4 separate regions of the Homo sapiens genome follow, and all the other regions are linked to region 1. A link is an interaction called in ENCODE POLR2A ChIA-PET data of the cell type or tissue named here. Cell type or tissue: CD4-positive, alpha-beta T cell. All regions are shown on one strand. Each heading gives the region's core, and the rest is flanking DNA. Links, peaks and the distances in the headings are about the cores only. Region 1 overlaps FHIT (fragile histidine triad diadenosine triphosphatase). Region 2 overlaps FHIT (fragile histidine triad diadenosine triphosphatase). Region 3 overlaps FHIT (fragile histidine triad diadenosine triphosphatase). Region 4 overlaps FHIT (fragile histidine triad diadenosine triphosphatase).

The links. Peaks named below come from ENCODE experiments on the same cell type or tissue, not always from the same donor. Only the 100,000 strongest peaks of a DNase experiment are listed, where the experiment ranks them.
Region 2: POLR2A ChIA-PET joins it to region 1 with 11 read pairs; 1 of 35 experiments calls an interaction of 5 or more read pairs at or near these places.
Region 3: POLR2A ChIA-PET joins it to region 1 with 5 read pairs; 2 of 35 experiments call an interaction of 5 or more read pairs at or near these places.
Region 4: POLR2A ChIA-PET joins it to region 1 with 7 read pairs; 3 of 35 experiments call an interaction of 5 or more read pairs at or near these places.

The regions. Positions count from the first base shown.
Region 1 is chr3:60,008,415-60,014,139 of GRCh38, forward strand. It overlaps FHIT (fragile histidine triad diadenosine triphosphatase), which reads right to left. Exons shown (of 10, transcript NM_002012.4): 6 at 5,593-5,725; 7 at 2,957-2,986. Among named protein-coding and RNA genes, the nearest start is that of MIR548BB, 610 kb to the right of the region's middle. RefSeq lists a silencer at 2,461-2,670. In CD4-positive, alpha-beta T cell, for the core only: no CTCF peak of the experiment used is centred there; DNase peaks (open chromatin) are centred at 2,137 and 2,607; H3K4me3 peaks cover 2,084 bases; H3K27ac peaks cover 3,629 bases.
Region 2 is chr3:59,770,243-59,775,967 of GRCh38, forward strand. All of the region lies in intron 8 of FHIT (fragile histidine triad diadenosine triphosphatase), which reads right to left. The region is part of intron 6 of CFAP20DC-DT (CFAP20DC divergent transcript); the gene reads left to right. Among named protein-coding and RNA genes, the nearest start is that of CFAP20DC-DT, 690 kb to the left of the region's middle. In CD4-positive, alpha-beta T cell, for the core only: no CTCF peak of the experiment used is centred there; a DNase peak (open chromatin) is centred at 2,729; H3K4me3 peaks cover 759 bases.
Region 3 is chr3:59,882,278-59,888,002 of GRCh38, forward strand. The region is part of intron 8 of FHIT (fragile histidine triad diadenosine triphosphatase); the gene reads right to left. It overlaps LOC105377113 (a long non-coding RNA gene), which reads left to right. Exons shown (of 3, transcript XR_007095936.1): 3 at 1-5,725. Among named protein-coding and RNA genes, the nearest start is that of MIR548BB, 730 kb to the right of the region's middle. In CD4-positive, alpha-beta T cell, for the core only: no CTCF peak of the experiment used is centred there; no DNase peak of the experiment used is centred there.
Region 4 is chr3:59,928,333-59,934,057 of GRCh38, forward strand. All of the region lies in intron 7 of FHIT (fragile histidine triad diadenosine triphosphatase), which reads right to left. Among named protein-coding and RNA genes, the nearest start is that of MIR548BB, 690 kb to the right of the region's middle. In CD4-positive, alpha-beta T cell, for the core only: no CTCF peak of the experiment used is centred there; no DNase peak of the experiment used is centred there; H3K27ac peaks cover 125 bases.

The DNA.
Region 1 (5,725 bases), core at 890-4,889:
GCCTTACTGAGTAAGCAAGGCCACGCTTGTTCTTTGCAAAGCAGAATTTAAAGCCCCTGAAACAAAAAAACCCTACAGTGGTATCATGTTCAAGAGGCTAACTCAGTGGTGCACCTTCATTAACGATAACAACAGGTGCTCCAGGGGAAAAGACCATTACTGGGCTTATTGCTATTACCACTCAGCATGAGACAAAAATGGTTTAGAACCCAGGGATCAGGCAGAATCTCAAGAATGAGACACAGAGGCAAAGATGAAGAGAACAGTCACTGTGCTTTCCATGGCAGGTTGTCAAATGCTGCCTTAAAATGTGCAACTGTGTGAATTCCAAAATATGAAATGCTCAGAGGCTTGAATTGTAGTATTCACAACTGGACAGCTGAATATTAAAGATGCTGCTTTGTCCCCTAGAGGGGCTGGCTACTGCAAGACTGGCTTCCAGGGGTCATAATTATGTGGCCATTGCCACTCAATATTTTATCATCATACAATACTGAGGCTGGCAAATATCTATCACGGGATGTGCTTGTTAATAATGAAGATTCCCAAGCCCCAGTCACAGTATTCTAAATAAGTAGATTTGGAATAAGAACTGAGAATCAACTTTTTGTTGTTGTTAACTGATACCAAAGTTAATTTTCATGCAGGTGATACAAAGATCGCATTTTGAAAAGCAGATTCAACAACTTTAGATATGGATACTTTGTCTAAAAGGACAGCTTTGGAACCTTCATTGTTCTCTGGGATTTTATGTGTGTGTGTGTGTGTGTGTGTGTGTGTGTGTGTGTGTGTGTGTGTGTGTGTGTGTGTGTGTGTATGGTGGTTTTCTTATAACCACCATATTCTACAAACGAGTCAAGATATCCCCATTATTTCATATCAGGAAACTTCTGTGATCAGGTTGGAAACAACTGAAAGATGTGCAAAACAGCATAACCTGCTGATTTAAAAAACAGAATCGTTTTAAAAAGTTCAACTTAAGCTAAATAATCAGGGTGATGATAACAATAACCACATTCAACAATTCATATATAAGTACTATATGTTAAGAATTAGTCCATCATCATCACCATCAAAGGTAACAAAAACATTACACATTTTGGCCAGATAATTGGGACATCAAAAAGTAATTACTATTGGAGTTACACAATCTGTAGCCATAGTTATCAGCCCAGCTAGGCTCACTGCTTATTTGTTTTGTGTGTGTGTGTTTATTATTTTTAGTCAAGAGATAATTCAAATATGATAAAATTCACCATTTTAAAACGTACAATTCAGTGGCTTTATTATATTCACAATGTTGCACAACCATCACCACTAAGTCCACAACGTTTTCATTACCCTAAAAGAACCTGTATCCATTAGGAATCATTCCCCATTCCTTCCTTGTCCCAGTCCCTGGCAACCACTAATCTACTTTCTATCTCTATTCAGAGCCTGTTGCATAGCAAATATTTTCTATCCCGCTTTAGAATGGCTAAATGAAATTTTGAGATCATATAACCTATCTATTCATATAAGTTTTAGCTATGCTTACTATGCACCTATTATCATTCTGTGCATCCCACTTAATACAGTTTGTGCATTCCCCCATGTCACTAGCTATGCCTCTACAGTATCGCTTTCAATGGCTGAAGGAATTCCATCAAATAGATATTGCATAGTGCATCTAACTAATCCGGTATAGTTGGAATTTACATTTGAATACTGAGTTTTAAAAAATCTTGGAACCAAGTTTAAACATTTGTGTTTTGCATTTCAAGAAGTGATTTCAAAAAGAAGCCACAGGTATTAAATCCTTTCTTTGCATCCGTATATTTAGAGCCTCACATGGAGGTGAGACAGTGGGACAGAGGAAAGCTGAAAGCCTCTGTGTCTATCACCATACCCTGTGTGTAGAGCAATTAGGAGGCTAGCCCTTTTTTATGATAAGGAATTTGGTAGCCCATATGGTGGCAGTCCCTACATAAACTTTCACTGCTTAGAAGTATTTCCCAGAGATTGTATTTTAAAAGTCCCAGAATAGCTGTGTTAAAGACAAAAGTAAAGTAAGATCAAAAGGGAACTTACGTTTATTTGGCATTGTTTGTGTGGGCAGCACCTTATCCACTCACAGCTAGTCTTCGAAGCATTAAACTTTATTTCAACAAAGTGTAACATTAACATCCCAGCCTGACTTGCTTCTGACTTCTAGCACCAAAAATAGAGCCTTTTCTATGACTTAGGTGCAGAATCTACCCGTATAGGAATTAGCATTTGTATGAAAAGAGCTGAAACCCAGCTTCTGAATCAGCCAGGATTTTATTATTTTATTTTTACTACAGAAGCAGAGACTATCCTAATAAATCCTCCTTTCTTCTCCTAGCACACTTAAAAACCCATCTTTGAGCTCCACTGACTCCATTAGGTTTGAACTTTGGTATTAAGTACACAGGGAGGAAAAGAGTAGGTGTGGGGGTGACGAGAAGGAGAACAGAGAGAAGCACAGGAGAACAGAAAGGAAGGGAGGCAGCTTGATGCTACTGCTGCGGTTATTGCTTCACTCAAAAACAATGAAGCAAAAGCAGACTATGTCAAGAAGCAAAGGTGTGTCAAAGACACCCCAGGCTTAACATGGGGCTGCACAAACCCACAGGAAGCTCACATGCTATTTCCTAGACACTCTCTCACATGAACCACTTTGACTTATGTTTCCGGACTCCTTGATTTAGTTTCTGTTTTAGCGTTTGCACAATAATAATTTTACTACTAAAAGTAAATGTCTTGTAAACCAATGGGAAACATATTGTTTGGCAGAGTTTATAATGTCAGGATTTACGGCTCTAACACTGAGGGTCTCTCTGACCTCGAAGATAACATAATGAAACAGCAATGTGCTGCATATGACTCGTTGTGATTTTTTATTAGTTCTCATAATCGCCTCTTATTAATTTGTATGCACATAATAAGCACTCACCTTCACAGTCTGTCCGGCTTCGGGGCCATCCTAGAAGTAGGAAAAAACCAACAGAGGTGAGAATAGATAGATGGTATCTCCTGCTTATTCAGAAATATCACCCATTAATAATTTAGATGCAATTTCATTGTGTGTTAATTTATAGTATTCTCATGGGGACCATTGGCTTCAAATGTGCGGGATTAGACAGTTCTCCATTTCCGCCTGAGAGTAAGTGCGAAGTTATGTATAAAAATGATATAAATTATCCAGCAAGCCAACTCCTTGCTACTTTTCATGCTCTTTGCTCTAGGCTATGGTTTTAATTGCATTAAAGGAAGGCTGAAAATGTTTGGGGAGGTGAAGTATCACACCTTCTGGTTATGTTTAGAGGTGGTTTAATTAATGTCTGATTACTTTAAGCTTCTACTCAGGAAATCTGCTATAAACATAAGCCATTAAGGAAGAATATGGGGTATTTCATATGGGAAGAGTCCTCTGGCTATTCTGACCTTGTGGGAGACAAATGGTAGTGTTCATTGTAGCTGGACCCTTTTCCCAAACTGGTTCCCTTTCTCTGTTTCTGAAGCTTAGTTGGAAATGGGCAAACTCACCAAGTCACCAGCCATAATATAAAGCAAAAGCAGATACTCAGCTGGTTGAGATGGCCAAACAAAGCAATGGCTCCACAATCAGAAATTCCAAAATAGAATTTCACCTCTGCAACTTTAGCCAGGTTTGTCTACCTCTATGAGCCTGACTAACGGGGTGAGAACTCCCGCCGTAAGGATTAAGCATAACTGTGTATATCAGGGATTTTCAAACTTAGAGTCACAATCCATTAGTGGGTCATGAAGTCAACTTAATGGGTTGCAATCAGCATTACAAACAATGTAAATCAGGTGTTTTTTTTGTTGTTTTTTTTTTTTTTTTTTTTGAGAAAGGGTCTTACTCAGTTGTCCAGGCCAGAGTATGGTGGCATGATGGCGGCTCACTGCACCCTTGACCTCCTGGACTCAAGTGATTCTCCTGCCTCAGCCTCCTGAGTAACTGGGACTACAGGCATGCACCATCATGCCTGGCTAATTTTTGTATTTTTCTTAGGGACAGGGTTTTGCCATGTTGCCCAAGCTGATCTCAAACTCCTGAGCTCAAGAGAGCTGCCGGTCTTAGCCTCCCAAAGTGCTGGGATTACAGGTGTGAGCCACCACACCCAGCCAGAAATCAGATCTTAATAGAATAAAAACTATTAGACTGCACAGAATGAGTAAACATTGTTTTGTGAAACTCTGGTTTCCTTTATCAATATAGGCATATGCATATATTTCATATATGTGTGTCAGGGGAGACAGGCATGATTTTGAAATAAATATGTATCTTACTGTAGGTTACAGTAAAAAATAGTTTGACCACATTGCATATACGAAAGTACTCTAGGTGCTAACACAAGTCAGCTCTTACATTTATGGAATTAACTTTCTAGTGAAAAATGTTCCATAACCAGCAATGGCCATTTCCTATAAATGTGATTTTTATTCTTGTATCTCACTAAACATTAACAGAGGTTTTCATTCACTGCCTTCATTTAGTCTCTCCAGAAACACGGTTTGCAACATAAGCTTGATAAACCCACTCTGAACTGAACTACCTGCCTGAAGGGGACTCAAATGGTTTGACATACAACACATACACACAAAGCATTTGGGGGAAGTTTAGCTACTCTTAACACAGACATGGCAGCAAAAAAAGAAAGAAAAAAATCTGTTTGAGAAGAAGATGAGCACTTTTAGTCAGAGCCTTCATAACCTGAAAACACTGGCTTTCTTTATCTGGTCTCTTTGAAGCTCTATGGTAAAGAGCTAAGGAGGGGAGGAAGAATGGCAAACATTCAGTTTAACTAACAGGCTGAGTACAGAGTCCTCACATTTTGAAAGTGTGTCCTTCTAAAGGGCAATTACAGAGTCATCCAATTTCAGAGCCATGAAGGACTTTATACATTGATACCCCAGCCCTTTCCATAGAGGGCCTGAAGGAGCTCATGGTATGTTACTACGGATTTACTCAATTCCCTACTGATGACTCACCATGGACATCCTTCTCCCAACCTGACAACTGTTGGCTCAACCTCTGCCTAAAAATCTTCAGTGACTGGGGATCTGATTTCTTCACTGGTCAGTGGGCCACACCCAACCAGTGAATCTAGCTTCTAACTAATCTGTGATCAATCTCTGCATCTTGAATTAAAGACAGACAAAAGGTAAGGCCCAACCTAAGCTGCATATCACTGCCACCCTGGAATTAGAGCAGGGCTTAGTCTATGCAGTGCTCAAAAATTAGTTACCATGGAATGAAAATGATTTTTCCAGTCCCAGTTCCAGTAAGCAATTTGGAATGTCTGAATGTCCATTAAATCACTTATCCATTACTCCCACCTGCTTGGTAAACAAGCCTCAGACATCACCTTAGACACTATCCCACGGTCCATCTTGGGGCCAATGGACAGTAGGGTTGCCCTGCATTAGAAATCTCTTTTTTTGGCTGCTACCTAAAATACAAACAATCACATCTGCCCTCCTGGTAAGATATCAGGAGGAGCAAGCCCAATGCCGGGATATGAAAGGGAAGAAAAATCATTTCTGAGAAATCTGTACACTCACCTGCATGGAAAAGGTGAGAGAGGTCCCATGGAAATGTTTTTCCACCACTGTCCCGACTCTCTGGGTCGTCTGAAACAAATCGGCCACTTCATCAGGACGCAGGTCATGGAAGCGCTCCACTGGCCGCAGCGGG
Region 2 (5,725 bases), core at 1,022-5,021, 240 kb before region 1:
TTAGTTATTACTATAGGTTGAATTGCATCCTCCTGAAATATATGTTGAAGCCCTAATCCACAATGTCTCAGAATGTAACTTGGTTTGGAAATAGGGTCTTTGTAGAGGTAATCAGGTTAAAAGAAGGGCATTAGGGTCAGCCTTAATCTAATATGACTGGTGTCCTTATACAAAGGGAAAATTTGGACCCAGCAGCTGCCATGCACGCAAAGAGATTAAGTGAAGATGAAGGCAAAGATTGGGGTGACGGATCTCTAAGCCATGGAATGCCAAAGATCATCAGCAAACTCCCAGCAGTGAAGTGGACACACTGAACAGATTCTCCCTTAGAGCCCTCAGGAGGAACAGCTCTGCTGACACCTTCACCTCGGGCTTGTAGTTGCCAGAACTGTAAAACGACAAATTTCCATTGTTTAAGCCACCCACCCAGGTTGTGGTACTTGATTACGGCAGCCCTAGCCCTCTAATACATATACTCTGGTTACCACTACTCCCCGTTTCACAGATGCCAAGGCTCAGAAAAGCTATGTGATGTGTCCAGGTCTGCACAGCTGTCAAGTGGCAGGGAAGGAGTCCACAACAGGCCTTTCGGACTCCCATGCTCAACCCTTGACCTCACCCATGCCTGTGCCACTCTGCTTCTGCCCAGGAGGCTGAAAGAATCAATACAACAAATCCCAGAAGTGGATGAAGCACTATGAACACTGTAATGCTTCTAAGGTAAAAGTCAAGCTTAGATGGTGCCTGTTTTCACATTTGCACATCGCCTCTTTTATTTAACACGTAAAATGACTGCTTGAAATACCTGCACTCTAGTTTTGGAGGGCAACAACATGGAATTTAAATTTTCTTAGGGTGAGGGTAGCGGGATTATTTTGTTCTCTTCTCACATAAGACAATAATGGACCAAAAATACCACTTACCAATTACAAAAGACAACAAATAACAGAGCACAACTCAATGAATCGAATTGCAGAAGGAAGAACAGGTGGGCTTTCCCAAGATGTCATAATAGATGGAAGGAGAACAAGAGAGAATGAACCTGCTCTATAAAGGCCAAAGACAGGAAATGAGAATCATTCTGGGGAAAAGATACAACCTTTATCCAGGAGGAAAAGCATGGGAATATGATAATAATTTTTAAAAAAGACAATTCTCCAAGAATATCTCCTGGAATAGATCCAACGGAAAGCTTGACACCAGATAAAGAAGGGAGGTCAGGTTCATTGAGGGCCTATTACATTTGGGGTATGTTTGAGGGTGAAACCCCCCATAGAGTGTTGTGAAGTAGAAGCTATCGCCTCCCACTTTGCAGATGGGGAAATAAAGTTCTAAGCAATTAAATAATTACTAAAGGGCAGCTACTCCTTGGCCCAGCAAATCACTGGAAATGCTGACATGGAAGAACAGCAGGAAGGGTTGTCCTAAGAAGAATTACTTTCCTTCTTCAGACTAGTAGTGTCTCTATGTCTGTGGGGAACGTGCACAAGCTCACACTCAAGACACAGACTTCTCGTCATAAAAAAATTTCACAAATTACCTCTAAGTTGCTCTAAAACGGGAGTGCTTATCATTTTTAGGCATGTCAGCACTTTTTAGAATCTGATCAAAGCTATGTATGACTCCTTTCCCTAGAAAAATGTGTGCACACACATAAATGCATACACTTTACTTGAAATTTCTAGAAGGTTTGTACACCCTCAGGGATCCATGAGTCACAGCTTTAAAGCCCACAAAGGATACATCTGCCTCCAAGGAGCCCAGCAACTTTATGACACACTAAAACAAACACATAACATGCACTCGCACAACCTTGACCAGGACAGTCCCCCTCCACAGTCACTGGCTTGTATCTCCATGTTAGCACACCCACCTCCACCACTGAGGGGGAGCTCTGCTGTGCTTCGTTGATCTGCATTCACTAATCTACATTCCAGGCCCCACATAAAGCAAGTATAAAGTGAATGTTAAGTGAATTTGAAGTTAGAAGACCTGGACTTGAGCTCTATCACTCCCTCTGGGTCATGTTGTTTCATCTCCTTGAATCTCACTTTTATCACCCACGCTATTAGGCAGAAATCACCCCGGTTTGCCTCACCTTTTCTGAAGGATTGCTGGGAGGAACATATGCAGCAATGCAGGTGGAAGCCATTTAGAACAGTAACAGTGAACACTGACTGTGTGCAAACACTGTTTTAAACACTTTACATTTATTCATTAATCTTCATGACCATCTTATCAGGGTGGCAGTGTTACTATCCCCATTTCAGACATGAGGAAGCTGAGCACAGAGAGGTCGGGGAACTGGCCCAGGTAGGCACAGGGCTGGGATGCAAATGCAGGCAGGCTGGTGCCAAGGCCAGCTCTCGTAACCACTGTGCATAGTGCCTCTTCAGGAGAGGCAATGCCACAAAAAATGTCTAAAATTATCCTAACGAGAAGGCAAAAGAACCCTGTGAGCCTTCTATGAACATTAGTGGAGTTTGGAGGTGTGGGGTTTGCAGGGCTTTAGATTTAGACCACCCAGAAGAGCTCGATGTTACATATAACTGCAACTAGCTTGTGCATCCACAACTCCAAATTCAGCCCTGTGGTGGTCAGCGAATATCGAGGGAGAAAAGCAGCAGCCTCATGTAGGAAGTGTAGGGCCAGGGCCCCCTCTCAAAGCTCATTCACATGTACTTACTTTGACTGCCACAACGAACACATTTGTAGGCTTTCCGGCTTGTGGCTTACCTGCCTGTGACCACAAAGCTCATATGTACCACAAGTCCTCTTTTTCCTACTTCAAACAAACAATGCTCATCTCCCTCCTCTGAATTTTTTTGTTTGAGAGTTTCCACCTTAAGGTTTTCAAGGGGTCCACAATTCAGTTGTATCTTGAGTGGAAATCTTATTCTGTAAGGCCCCTGTCTTCATTCTCACACAGTCAAAGCACACTAGCTGACAAGCAGGCTTCGAGCAGAGCCATGATAAAGCTTCAAGCCCTGCCTGCCCAGAGCTCACAGCCCCGGTGGGTGACCCGGAAAATAAGCAGGCACCTGCAAAAGGCCTGTAAAGTGCTGTGATGAGGAAAATATGGGCAACTGTGGGAGTCACAGAAAGGGGGTACCTAATCCAGCATGGGGAGAGGGAGACACTAGAGGGTCCAAAAAGCTGCGTATCTTCTCTGCCTTTGTATTGTCACAAAAATCTAGGAGTCCTCATGAGCTCAATGTTAAGTGGTTGCATGCTTTGACTCACTTAATCGAAAATGTTTTTAAAATCCTGCTTAGACCTTTTTCCTCCCACTGTTCCCTGAGTTAGCTCCTTCTCACCCTCTGGGTCTCAATTTCCAATGTAATTAATTCCCTCTTTTCACGAAGCCTTCCTGGAGCACCCTACACTGCCTGGCATCTCCTGTGCCATCTTCCTGCACTTTCTTCCTTTCTTCCCAGGGAGGCAGGCTTCATCTTGATGTCCCGGGTGTGGACTGCAGACCAACATCACCTGGCGGCTTGTTAGAAAAGCAGAACATAAGGCCCCATCCCAAATGATTCCTCAATACTTTAAAGCTGCCTCGCCCAGGACCTTAGCCATCAGCCCCATGTGACTACCAGGCCCCTGTAAAACGGCTTGTCTGAACTGAGAGGTATTGCAGGTGTAAAGTACATACCAGATTTAGGAGACACTGTGAAAAAGACTGTAAAATATCTCATTAATAATTATTTCATGTTAATTACCTACTGAAATAATATTTATGATATTTTGGATTAAATAAAATATTACAATTAATTTTATCTGTTTTTTTAATATGGCTACTATAAAACTGATAGTCACATGTGTGGTTCCCATTATGTTTATTTTGGACAGGGCTGCCCTACAGCGTGAGATGCGCTGGTTTGGATAATGATCAAGAACAGGCATTGGCAGACGACAGCCACTGGGTCAAATCTGGCCAGGTGCCTGATTTGGTAAAGGGGCTTTTATTGGAACACAGTCACACTCACTCATTTACTGTCTTTGGCTGCTTTTGGGCTACAGCAGCAGAGCTAAGGATTTGCGACAGAAACTGAATAGCCTGAAGAGCTTAAAATATTTACCATCTGGCCCTTTTTAGAGAAAGTATGCAGACCCCAGTCAAGAACGTTCATTCCAGAACTGGACCGATTGACTTAAAATCACGTCTCTACCACTTTTTGGTGTGTGAGGTTCGGCAAGTTACCTCACCTGCCTGTGCCTCAGTGTTTGTATCTGAAAACAGAAGATGAGCATACATACCTAACAGAGTTGTTATGAAGATTAAATGAGTTGATATATGTGAACTTCCTTAAATAGTGCCTCATCCATAGTAGGTTCTCAATAAATGTTAGCCACCATTAATATTACTGCTAGCAGTTATCACAAATTGTAATGACACATTTTTGCTTTAACTTTTTTTCCTGTCTGTCTCCCCATCAAATTAAAGACCTAGGAGAGTGGCATCATTTTCTGTCTTGTTCCAGCTGTTTAAGCACAGTTAAACAGCCCACACGTGAGATTCAATACATATTTGTTGCATGAATCAAGTGCAGAGGAGGGAAGTAATTTTCCTAAGGCTCCACGGCCAGAAAGTGGCCAGGACTTGAATGTGGTTCTATCTGCTTGCCAAACTCAAATTCTTAACTTCTCTTGATACACCAAGTGTAGTCTATAGACCAGCGACATCAGCATCACTTGGGAGCTTGTTAAAAATGCCGGAGCTTAGGCTTCATCTCAGACCGACTGAACTAAAAACTCTATTTTAACAAGATCGCCAAGAAATTCATAGGCACATTAAGGTTTGAGAAGCACTGCTCTGGGCTATAATTCCCAGTTTCGACTCATGTGCTTATTTGTTCAACAAGCAATTAATTTAGCATCAATCATTCCACAGAGCCTTGTGTTTGGACCCCCTAATTCCAGAGCTGATGATTTCTATTCATCCCGATCAGGTCCTGGGGGTGTTTAGGGTTTGCAATGAACGGCAATGTGCTGTGTCAGAAGTGCCCTTTCTCCTACCAGGTTCAAACCACTGCAATGCTGGAGTGACCTCTCTGCACAGAAATCTGCTTAACATTCCTTACCCGCCTGTAGTGACCAGGCCACAGGCTCCGGCAGATGCAGAAGGTCTGAAAATCTAGTTGTAAGTAATTTTCCTCTAGGTGCCTACCTCAGTGAATTGGTTCTCCTGTGCATTTTATACATCAGTGGTCGCACCACTCAAACACACAATCCATTCCCGAGTTTAACAGCTCAGGCACCTTCCTTTTTGATTTTATAAATGAATGCAAATCATCTCCCACTCATATTATAAACCAATTAAAATTCTCCTCACACTTTTAAAAAAACTTGTTACCTGGCTCAAAGATCCTTAGCTCTTTTCTTAGAAACTGGCCCTTATGTGGCCTGTATGTGAGGATGAGGGTGTTTGAAATTAGCAGGAAATCTTAGAATGGTTTCCCCTTTGTCACAGCCAGAAGTTTCAGATTGTGGTCATCAGATGAACGCTTTAAATGAGAAAAAGACTGATTAGCATAATTCTTAAAGGTCTGAACTCTACACTCACAGATGGCCTCTGAGAGGATGGATGGTACAGAAAGGAGATTAGGATAAATCTAATTAGTTTGGGGGTGTTCTCATTTCTCAAGTGGTGAGCGATGGAGAAGAAGTGATGGATGGACAGATGGAGATAATGAAGCCCCATTAAAGCCTTTTTTGATTCTCA
Region 3 (5,725 bases), core at 1,037-5,036, 130 kb before region 1:
TAAAGTTAATATCGTTTATGAAACAAATTTCAGGAATCATACTATTGAAACACCCTCACATCTTCAATTAGCTGGATTAAGGAAAAAAAATATTAACAATATTTAAATGCAGAAAACAGATTATCAGGAAGAGAGATCGTTATAGCACCTTGTTTTCACTAACAAGCAGAGCAGACTGTAATTGAGTTTTAGAAATCCCTGAGGTGGTAACTCGGTAGAGAAATCCAGACTTGGCAAGGAAATCAAGTTTCCCTTTAATTACATTATCTCAATCAAAGAGATAACTTTCACATCCCTACAAAGCAAATGTTTTAAGGAGAAGTCTGGCAAGGAAAGTAGGTGGAGGTACAGAGGGGTTAAGAGTTTCAAATAACTTCATATTGGTAGGAGGAACATGTAGAAAACTGAAGTACACTGTGAGGAAGAAGACAGATGCCCTGGCAAATGGTGCTGCTCCCAAAAACATATGACACCTAACACCTTGGTCCATTGGTCCTGCTTTCCTATATCAGCCTTGGTTTTGCCTTTGTCACTGAAGAAACATGGCATGTTCCTTAGTGTTGAACACATAAGCCTAAAGCTGATCTACAGTTTCTTAAGCTGATAAAAGGCAAAGCTAAAATGACTTTGGCCATGACTATGCTGTTCGGAGGAGGAAAATGAGAATGTTCAGTGGAAATTATTTTCTTGGCAGTGTCCTTACTAGGTCAGCAAACCTCCATTCTTTCCAAATTTTCCGGGTCTCCTGCTTATTTCAGGACCCATATAAGGAGGATATAAGCAGTGATGTGTGAGAGCTGGTTTGTACCAGATCACAAGAGCTGTTTGTATAATTTTCAGAAATTTTGTAAGCTGGTAGCTTAAAAAGCCATTAAAAATTAAATTGTGTAATTTGAAAGTAATAAATATTAAAAACAAAGGGAAGAAAATATTAAAAACTCTGTAATTCCTCATAATGTCACTACATTTTACTATTGTCTATGCTCTTAGGTTATATACATCTGTATTAGTCTGTTTTCATGCTGCTGATAAAGACACACCTGAGACTGGGTACTTTAAAAAGAAAAAGAGATTTAATGGACTTACAGTTCCATGTGGCTGTGGAGGCCTCACAATCATGGTAGAAGGTGAAAGGCATGTTTTATGTGGTGGCAGGCAAGAGAGAATGAGAACGAAGTGCAAGGGTTTTCCCCTTATAAAACCATCAGATTTCAGGAGACTTATTCACTACGACGAGAATGGTATGGGGGAAACTGCCCCCATGATTCAATTATCTCTTACAGGGTCCGTCTCACAACACATGAGAATCATGGGAGCTACTATTCAACATGAGATTTGGGTGGGGACACAGCCAAACCATATCAACGTCTATTGTATCTTGTGGTGGAAATACTCTCAGTAGTGTGCTACCGCACGTCTCTTTCCAAGTCTGTGCAGTGACATCAGGTTTGTAGCTTCAATTCAGCCATATGAACTGGAAACTGGAAACACTACAGATTAACTGTTTTCTTGGCTATCTAGATTTAAGAAAGTGATGGGGGAAAATAATGATTATGGAGACAAAGCTTAAAAGCATATTGTGTCAATAGCTGTTACATGGTGAATAGTACAAAAAATTAAGAAAATACCCTTTAGTGTTCTATATCTATTATCTGATTTGGCAAAAATGTCACTCATATGATTGACAAATGAGTAAAGTTTTGACATATATTCTTAGGCTTCACTTTTGTCTTGTTTATGTAAACAAAAATGTCAACCAATATTCATGTCTGAAGCACACCTGTTTTGTCAGTGACATGAGCAACTTTGCTTAATTGGGTAGTAACCAAGCATTTATTCCTTATCTGAATTTTCAAATCATGGCTGAATCACAATCATAAGTTGACTGTGATTACAGGAATTCAACAAACATTAACAAAAGCATTCTGTGAGAATCAAATTGGCTATATAGAATCTATGATAAAGATTGGTGTATATTTTATGATTACTCACAAATTGTGTGGTGCACATTTTATATCAGTAAAATTTATAATAAGCAGTCAGATGTATGAGGGTATGTGGATATATGTTTTTATATATACACACATACATACACACACATGCATACACAAAAACCAGTTGTTAATATTTACCAGCACACCACTGGATATCAACACAATAAAGATATACTTTATTGTGTATCTCAGCAAAAACTGACCACTCAACTTTTCTAGGGACAACTTTATTATGGTTGGAAACTAGAGGCTAAGACATTTATTGTGTCATTGTTGAAGTTCCGTAAAACCATTTCCTATCTCTAAAGTTATTTATTTGGCTATAATGCCAAGCTACACCAGCTACTTCCCCAAAAGCAAGGCTACCAGATGGTGACAGATTTGAAAGCTCTTTCTCATATTTTGAGGGTAGGTAGGGGAGTCACGCTATGGGACAGTAGGAAAATCCACTTTTAGCAGGCAGGATAGAATGGGAGAAGTCAACACCTTGTCAGTTGCCAATGAGCTGCTGAGAAGTAGTTACAGGGTATATAGCAGGATAGTATTAAACTGAAAGGTCATTAATGTGAGATCCTTGGGACAATATGCACTCTGTATGTCTCAATAATGTTAAAAGATTCTGTACAATATTTGATTGTATCCAAATAGTTTATAACTGTAACATTTAATTTCAAGGACAAAAATGAACTTAAGTCAACTATTCCTGTGGTTTTACATTTCAGAGAGCAGTAAGAAAAATTCACCAAAACAAAATAAAGCAAAACAAAAATGGAGTGCCAAAACAGATTTGCTAATTTTTAAAAATGTGTTCAAATAAAGATATTTTCAAATCCTTCCTTTTATTATCACCCTTATGGCGCAAAAGAAAGCTCATCAGTTTGCTATTAGGATCATTTGGTAGCACACAAAGTCCATTTTCTATATATGTTCAGAAGAGGAAACAGGATGAGCATTGGGCTCAGCCACTGGAGATCACAGCTTCATCATGGTTCAACCTCATCTTCAGACACTGAAAATATTGCTGAAGAAACAGGAAGCAGCATTGAGCACGGGGGGCTGCCATGTGTCCTCTCCACTGAAGATAGTCTGAAGGATACAGTGACCGCAGGAACAAAAATGCCCTCAGAAACAGCCCTAAAGGGCTTCTAGAAAGTACATGCTACCTGATGCTTTTTTTTTTTTTTTTTAACGATTGATGTCTCTGATTTGATTTGGTCCAAGCTATTCTGAGAATTCATGATGGAATGAGAACATCAGCAACTGCAGCCTATTGGATTTCGGTTTAGTAGAGTACAGTGCTCTGTTTGATCATCCACTTTTCAAGAGCCAGCTTCACATCCTAACTGCATCATCCTTGCAAAGCTCTGCTACTTTGAATGCTGCTTTTTTTCAGTCCCTGAAATACATGTGCCTGGGGTGTCACCAACAGGTGGGTTTTTTCCTCTGACTTCTTTCCATGTAAGCCTCAAGGCATGTATAAAGGACATGAGCGCTGCTTTCATTTTCCAAAAGAAATCAGCTTTATACTGGGAATTGCAAGCACGTGCCAGGTTTCCCATAGTGACTTATATGAACTCGCACATACTCAGGGTGAGTAAAACTAGCAGGCAGGCAGGCCTCAACCAAGAGCACATTTGCTAGTTTTTCTTGAAATGTTCAGAACTCTGGCCCTAAGAGAAGCTAATGCCAGGCAATCCCTTGCAAGGATAGGAGGGTTATGGGATCAAGGCAAAAGACACATTTGGGGAACACCATTCCATTGGGCAAGCTCTGATATGCAGAATCTAAGGCAGCTTTCTGGACCTCTGAATATCATAGCATCGCAGTGGCTTCCTGTGGCTCTGTGGTTACAGAACAATTTCTACCAAATGAAGAGAATGACAGAAGCAAGGACCTCCACATTCCTATCATATGTGACAGTCTGGAAAAAGGCAGTGTTCATTCTTACCTCTCCTAACTTCACTCGCTCATTCCCAGGTGAGCCTGAGGCCACATTTCACCTGAGCATCCCAGCTCCTACAGTCAGAGGAAAGAACAAACTTCACTCCCACTGAATTAGGACCAACTATTTACTAGACACTGTGCAGGTATTATGTTACTGTCTCAGTCTGTTTAGTTGTCACCATAAAGAAATACCTGAGGCTGGGTAATTCAAGAAGAGAAGAAGGTTTATCTGGCTTATAGTTCTGCAGGCTGTACGAGAAGCCTGGTATTGGCCTTGGCTTCTGGTGAGGGCCTCTGGCTGCTTCCACTCATGGCAAGGGTGAAGGGGGGCTGTGTGTGCAGAGATCACATGGGGAGCGAGGAAGCAAGAGAGAAGGGAAGAGGCACCACACTCTTTTTAACAACCAGCTTTCATGGGAACTAACAGAGTAGGGAGTAACTCACCAACAGAGAGGTCATTAATCTATTCATGATGGATCTACCCTCATCACCCAAACACTTCCCATGAGGCCCCACTTCCAATATTGGGGATGAAATTTCAACATGAGGTTAGGAGGGCACAAACATCCAAACCACAGCAATTACTAGTCAATTATTTCCGCAGTCCAGTGAGACAGTTTTCTGATACTTGTTTACAGGACAAGAAATTAAGTCTTTTTTGTCTATTAGACATTCATTTATTGAGAACCAACTATTTGTCAGAAATGGTGCTGCAGGGCTACCAGAGAACCAGACAAATGTGGCCCCTGACCTCATGGAATTTGCATTCCTGTGGCACTCAAAGAAGTGAGTACCTAAGCAGTCAGTAAATAACTTTGGCTGGCTGGTTGGCTAAGTGTGTATGGAGCAGGGAGGCTTGGAAGGGGGAAAGTAACAACATGGAAAGAAAAGCAATTGTGCAGGGATTCCTAGATAATAAGCCAAAGACCCAGAATTTGAACTTCAGCCTAATTCACTTTTGACTTTATCAAGTGACATAGCCTCGCAGATCCCCCATCTCTTCCTATCTCATATTAAAAACGAACCAGAGCAAGAACAGTAGCAGTGGAATCTTTCCCATGGCCCATCTCTGTTCGCTGGAGTCTGAGCACCATCTTTGGGCCAAAAGCCTGGGGAAGAACAGGATCTAAATTCCACATTTGTGGTGAGGACTAGAAAGTTTCAGAACATTGCCCTTTTAAACTCATCTTTATTAATATTCTTTAAGCGCACAGGTAATGAGAAAGTGCAAATACAGCCCCCTCTGGCTGCAGCAGTCAGAGAGCCAAGAAAAAACTGCATGTCATGCCATCCTATTATAATAACAGATTAAAAGGGCACAAACAGGGTACTAATTAGCAGTCATAAAAACTTGAAGCTCCAGATTGCTCATCTTCATATCTGGGCAGTAAAAGTACCACGTGTGCAGATAACATAGAAGTAAAATACCAGGGTGCAATTGCCCAGAGCTCAGCCAGCATCAGCTGAGAGAAGCAGTTGCATCCAGCAGCACATCCTACACTTTCTCAAGAATCCAAAGGCATTCAGGTGACTGCCCAAGAATTAAAAATCAGCCAGCCCAGAGAGAGGCAAGTGCCTCCTAACTCAGCAAGGGACAGCGGGAGACCTTGCCAACTTCTGATTGATCGTCTTCAATTCCCTTTCTCCAAGATGTATTCCTGTCCATGGTCTCTCCCTGGATTTTATGCAGAAAGCTACTTCTGAGAAATGAGAGGGTTTTATTAGCATGCAGGGGCCAAAGTTTAGCCTGAAGGAGAGATACCTTCATCAATAAAATCTTTTTTGAT
Region 4 (5,725 bases), core at 594-4,593, 80 kb before region 1:
TATCATAGATTTTCCAGGTTGCCCCAATGTCATCAGGAGTCCTTAAAACTGGAAGAGGGTGAACATCATCAAAATTGTAAACTTTCTACTTCAAAGGCCACAAGCAAGAATGTGAAAAGCCAAGCCAGAGACTGGCAGAAAGGATTTGCAAATCACCTATCTGATAAGGGAAGTATATCTAAAATACATAAAGAACTACTTACAACTAAGTAATAAAAAGACAAAAATCCTAAGTAAAATGGGCAAAGGATATGAATAGACATTTCTCCAAAGAGGATGGATAAATGAATACATGAAAAGATGCTCAACATCCTTAGCCCAAAACCACAAAGACAATACCACTTAACACATACTAGGGCAACTGTAATAAAAAGGACAGATAGGCCGGGTGCGGCGGCTCACGCCTGTAATCCCAGCACTTTGGGAGGCCAAGGCGGGTGGATCACAAGGTCAGGAGTTCGAGACCAGCCTGGCCAATATAGTGAAACCCCGTCTCTACTAAAAATACAAAAATTAGCCAGGCATGGTGGCACACACCTGTAATCCCAGCTACTCAGGAGGCTGAGGTAGGAGAATCTCTTAAACCTGGGAGGTGGAAGTTGCAGTGAGCCGAGATTGCACCACTGCACTCCAGCCTGGGCGACAGAGTGAGACTTCATCTCAAAAAAAAAAAAAAAAAAAAAAAAAAGGACAGATAATAACAAATGCTGGCAAGGAAGTGGAGAAATTGGAACCCTTGTACAAGCTGGTGCAGATGTAAAATGGTACGGCTGCTTTAGAAAAGTTTCTGCAGTTCCCCAAAAGGTTAACAATAATGTTACCATATGACCCATGCACTGTTTCCAGCAATTTGTTATAGCAACAAGTAGAGAATGAATACAGATGCCTTGATATTTTTAATGCATAGTTTACACATTTTTCTTATCTCTACAACACCTGTATGAAGTATTATTCTACCAATTTTATAGGTAAGGAAGAGACAAAATTTTCCCTCAGCAAGACTCAGAAATCTTCACGTATTGTTTTTTTGGTTTTTTTTTTTTTTTTTTTTTTTTTGAGACAGGGTCTCACTCTGTCACCCAGGCTGGAGTGCAGTGGCACGATCTCGGCTCACTGCAACCTCTGCCTCCCAAGTTCAAGCGATTCTCCTGACTCAGCCTCCTGAGTAGCTGGGACTACAGGAGCACGCCACTATGCCCGGCTAATTTTTTTTTGCATTTTTAGTACAGACGGGGTTCCACCATGTTGGCCAGGCTGGTCTCAAACTCCCAACCTCAGGTGATCATGCCCAGCATCTATTGTTCTATGTTTGTATAATCACCAACAGCTCTCAACTTGGAATAACCAAATGTAATGTAACAATAAGATTGTTTCCATTTGCTGAATATCAACATCAAAAACTTACAGCATAGAAAATCTGGAAGAGACAGAAAAACACATAGGAGAAAATTTAGATCACCAGTTAATCTCACTACCAAGCAATAACAATCCTTTTCTTCATGTAGAGTGATACAAATATGATACACGCTTTTTTTTTTTTTTTAGTCTCAATTGCCCCAGACAAAAACCCTGAAGCAAGGATGAGAGTGCAAGTAGTTTATTTGGTGGATGATCCCTGGAAACACGAGTAAGGGAAGGAAACAAGAAAGGAAAGGAGGCCAATATAGGATGTGTGATCAAGTGAGTTATTATTTCATGTGACTGGAGCTTATAAAACCTGCTAGAGAACTCTGAGAACCAGTGAAGAATATGCATCCCAGAGTTATCCCAGCCAAGGTGTGAGGGAACTAGCGTATTCATACACCAACTTTTGTCCTCACTGGTTGAGAACTGCTCCTGGGGAGACATCAATACTCCAGCACTTCTGCCTTCTCCCACCTGGAGAGTGAGAAAAGCCAGGTTTCCAGGGCCAGTCAGATGCAAGTCAGGCTAGGTAGGATGCATTGCAGCCATGGTGGGTGGGGGTAACACAATGTGGGCAGAGCACAGACCCCACTTGTAGCAATGCTTTGCACAGTGCTGTCTCATTTCTGACACCTGGAGTCTCATAATTTGCTGCTGAACCGAAAGTTCAAGTATTTAGTCTCCTTTTCATGGGTGAGATACCAGACAGATAAAGATCTGGTTAGAGGTTCTTAAACTGCAAATCCCAAAGCCCTAGAGCTTCCAGAACAAGCCTGGTATGGCCAAGGAGCAGCTCATGATGGAAGTAAGAATGGGGCACCAGAAAGGGCGGCAGGCTTCAGTTCCCCCTCCGTGATTCAAACAGAGCAGCTCTGTTTTATCTGTTTCTATGTTGGGATCCCATGCACGATTTCATTTGCAAAAAGAATTTATTACTAAAACAAACAAACAGAAAATCTTTGAAAACTACTAGGATTAGAATTAGGAAACGTTGGGGGGTGGTAAGAGTGATTAATTTCTTCATTTCACAGAAGAGGAGAGTGGCTTTTAGAAGACCAATAACAAAGCAATGGCAGGGCTGGGACTGGAACCTTGAGAACCCCGAAACCCTGACTTGTGTTCCAGTGCTTTCTACCTCATCTTGCCCAACCTACCTTTCCCAGATCTCAGAAAGGTAGAAGCCCCTACAATTAAGCAGTTTGGTGTTCAGTCACTGGAGATGGGTGGCCAAGGTTCAGATCCTACCTATTCTTTTGACTGAGTCAATTCCTTAACTTCTTTCATATTCCCTCATTTATCAAGTGGGCATAAAACCAGTATCCCAACGCATAAGACTTTTATACCGATTATGTGAAATACATAGGTAAAGTGCTTAAGCTAATGCTGCACATTCTGAATATTCAGTCAATTCCAGCAGTGACTATATTACAGGACATTAGTTTTAAAAATAATTTTGACAACCTGCTTCTGTTCTAAACCAGAAGGCTTAATTCTACGGTGAGCCTTGCTGAATGTATTCTACTTCATCCAGACCATCACCAACCCCAAAGCTGTGTGTTCTACATGGCTGGATTTCGCCTTTCTTGATTTGGGGAGGCCTCATCTTCTGCAACTAAGTCGAGTCAAGGGTCAGCATGAAATTACTGACAGCCACTTAGTTCTAAAATAAATGTCACTGGAAGTAATGCCACTTACAGGACTTTGAGGATACCTCAGCATGATCAACTCAAGAATCAAATTAGTGGCCTGTCAAAATGCACAGGCACACTGATGGTTTCTGATGCTACTGTCAATGAGCTCCTTCACTTAGAATATTAGCAATGCTCAGGCAGTTGGTATGCCTTTCAGGAAACAGAGGAAACATAGTGCTTTTCATGTGTTCAAAGTGTCCCAATCAAGTTGGGAAACTTCGAGGAAAAAAATAAAATAAAAAAAAATTCAGTTTAAACAAAAAAAATAAACAGAAAACACCTCCTAGAATTTGTGGAGACTCTGTTGAGTTTCGTGGCTTAACAATTGTGTTTTTAAGCCATACATCACTGGTGGTGCTCCAATTGTGAGTTATAATAATATATCATAAGAGGGATGGTGATCTCCTGATATATGGGTGCCATACATCATCTAAGCACCATGGCTTTGATGATGTATTGCTCCAAGCCACAATGAGAGTTTAAAGGAGCTTTTAGCAGCCAGACAGCTTTAAATTTCAAATTTTCAAAAATTAAGATCTTTTCAAGTAAAAAAAAAGCAAGATAATGGAATGTGATGCTATATAAAGTGTCACTGAACTCTGAGAGCCTGGGTATATGCCTTTTCCTTTTGGCTTTGAGCTCACAAGGTGGAAATCATTGGCAAGTTCTTCTTCAATTCCTCCTCCATGAGCACAGAGGTGAGCAAGTGTCAATGCATCCATTTTGCCAATCAATTTCCCCCATCTTCCACACTGCAAGCCTGAGTAGCTCATCATCATCCCAAAGACTGGATCACATAAAATGCTGTGATAGGCACTGGATAAACCCAGGAGAAGTTATTTTTTATTTTTTATTTTTTGGTTTGTTTTAAAGAGCTCTTCCACTGAGATTCAGAACAAAAAGAACAGATAAAAAGTAGATAGACTTCCTTCCTCATTGCTCTCAAACTCAAAACAGGGCATGTAGGAAGAAAACATGCCTTGTCTAGCATTTGTCTTTGTAAAGCAAAGGAAGCATTGATTGCAGATGAGGAGAAAGAGGGGAATGGCATATGGGCTTCTCATCCAGACTAGGAAAGGGAGCTGTTGTCATAGTTCTGTCACCTTTCCTATTTTAACGATGGGTTTATAAGACGGTAATGTGGCTTAAGAGAATGTACCCACTTCGTTTAAAAGCCACTCACTTTTGGGGGCAAAGTAATCACAATCAATTAAGAAAACAGGTGTTGAGAGAACTCCTCCCTTTTTTTTTAAATCCTACTGCAATAAACAGAACAAAATGAGAAATCTTCCTACTGTTTCTGTAATAGACCTAAACAGGAACAGTGAGAGACGATTACACTTCAAGTGGCTTCTTCCATTTTCCTTTACTAAGTGAATTAAAGGAAAGAATAAGAGTAGTTACTGCCATGTGGAGGGAAACATCTGGGCATAAGGAATTAACAGTCTTCCCTCCCATTCTCCTATCTCTAATTTTTTGCTCCTTGGGCTTCCTCCAGTAGATTCTAAGTCCCAAATTACTGTAGATATTTTGCACCCGGCTCCCTCCTTGACCACTTCCAAAGGGCAAAAACATCTTATTTCCACCAAAGAAAACCAATGGCTGTCTCAAAAAGAAGTCCCAGGCTTCTTTTCTCCTGTAGTAGTAAGTTAACTATATAATCTGGGTAACAAAGACATGGAAATAAATGCATCACCCACTATTCTGAGGCTGTCAGTTGAAAGATGTGAATGAGGCAGGCTTTGCATCTAGAGAAATGTGGGTTCTTTCACGGGCTGGTAAATAAATCCCCCAAATTCAGTCCTCTTCTTCTCTATAAAGAGAATACTGACACAACACTTAATTATTTCTTTCACATAAGCCAAAAAGCTTTACTTACGTATTTATAGTAATAGCACACCATTCATCCACCCACCATTTTTAAGTCATTATCAGTTATAAAACTTGCTGCCATTTACATAAGAATATTATATGTTGGAATGGTACTTAGTACTGTATATTATCACATCCTCACCAAAACACTAAAAAATAGAAACTGTTGTCTCCTTTTTTTTCAGTAAGCACACTGATGCTTACTGGAATTAAATAAATTGTGCAAGCTCACCAAGCTGGCAAAAGTGGCCGAGTTAAGATTCTAAGTCAGGTTGATAGGATGTCAAGCGTAATCTGTATTTTGCTATGCTCCTTCCTGAGTAAATAACTAATGTCTGGGTGACCATATGCCCCAGTCTGTTTGGAACCATCCAGCTTTAGGCCTGCAGGTATGAACAGGCCAGTGTAATAACAAACAGCATCTTCTTTCACTCTCCTAAGTTCTGCTGTGGACAATAAATTATATGGTCTCCCTAACTAGTAGTATAGTTCATGCCAGGAAATTTTATTTCTGCTCATTCTAACTATTCTCATCTGCAGATAGCAGGGGAAAAACAAAGAAGAAAGGAAAGAAAGAAGGCTCTGTGAAAGTTTTTAAAGAATGGGCTACTAACTCTTATCTATCAATACCTTTCATGAAACCTCCAACATGTTCAGAGTAGAGCTCTGGGAGGGAAAAGAAATACTTTAGACTAAAACAGGGCCCCTCAAGCTCTAAAGAAAAAACCTCAAGCATGCTAGAAACCTCTCCAGTTGAG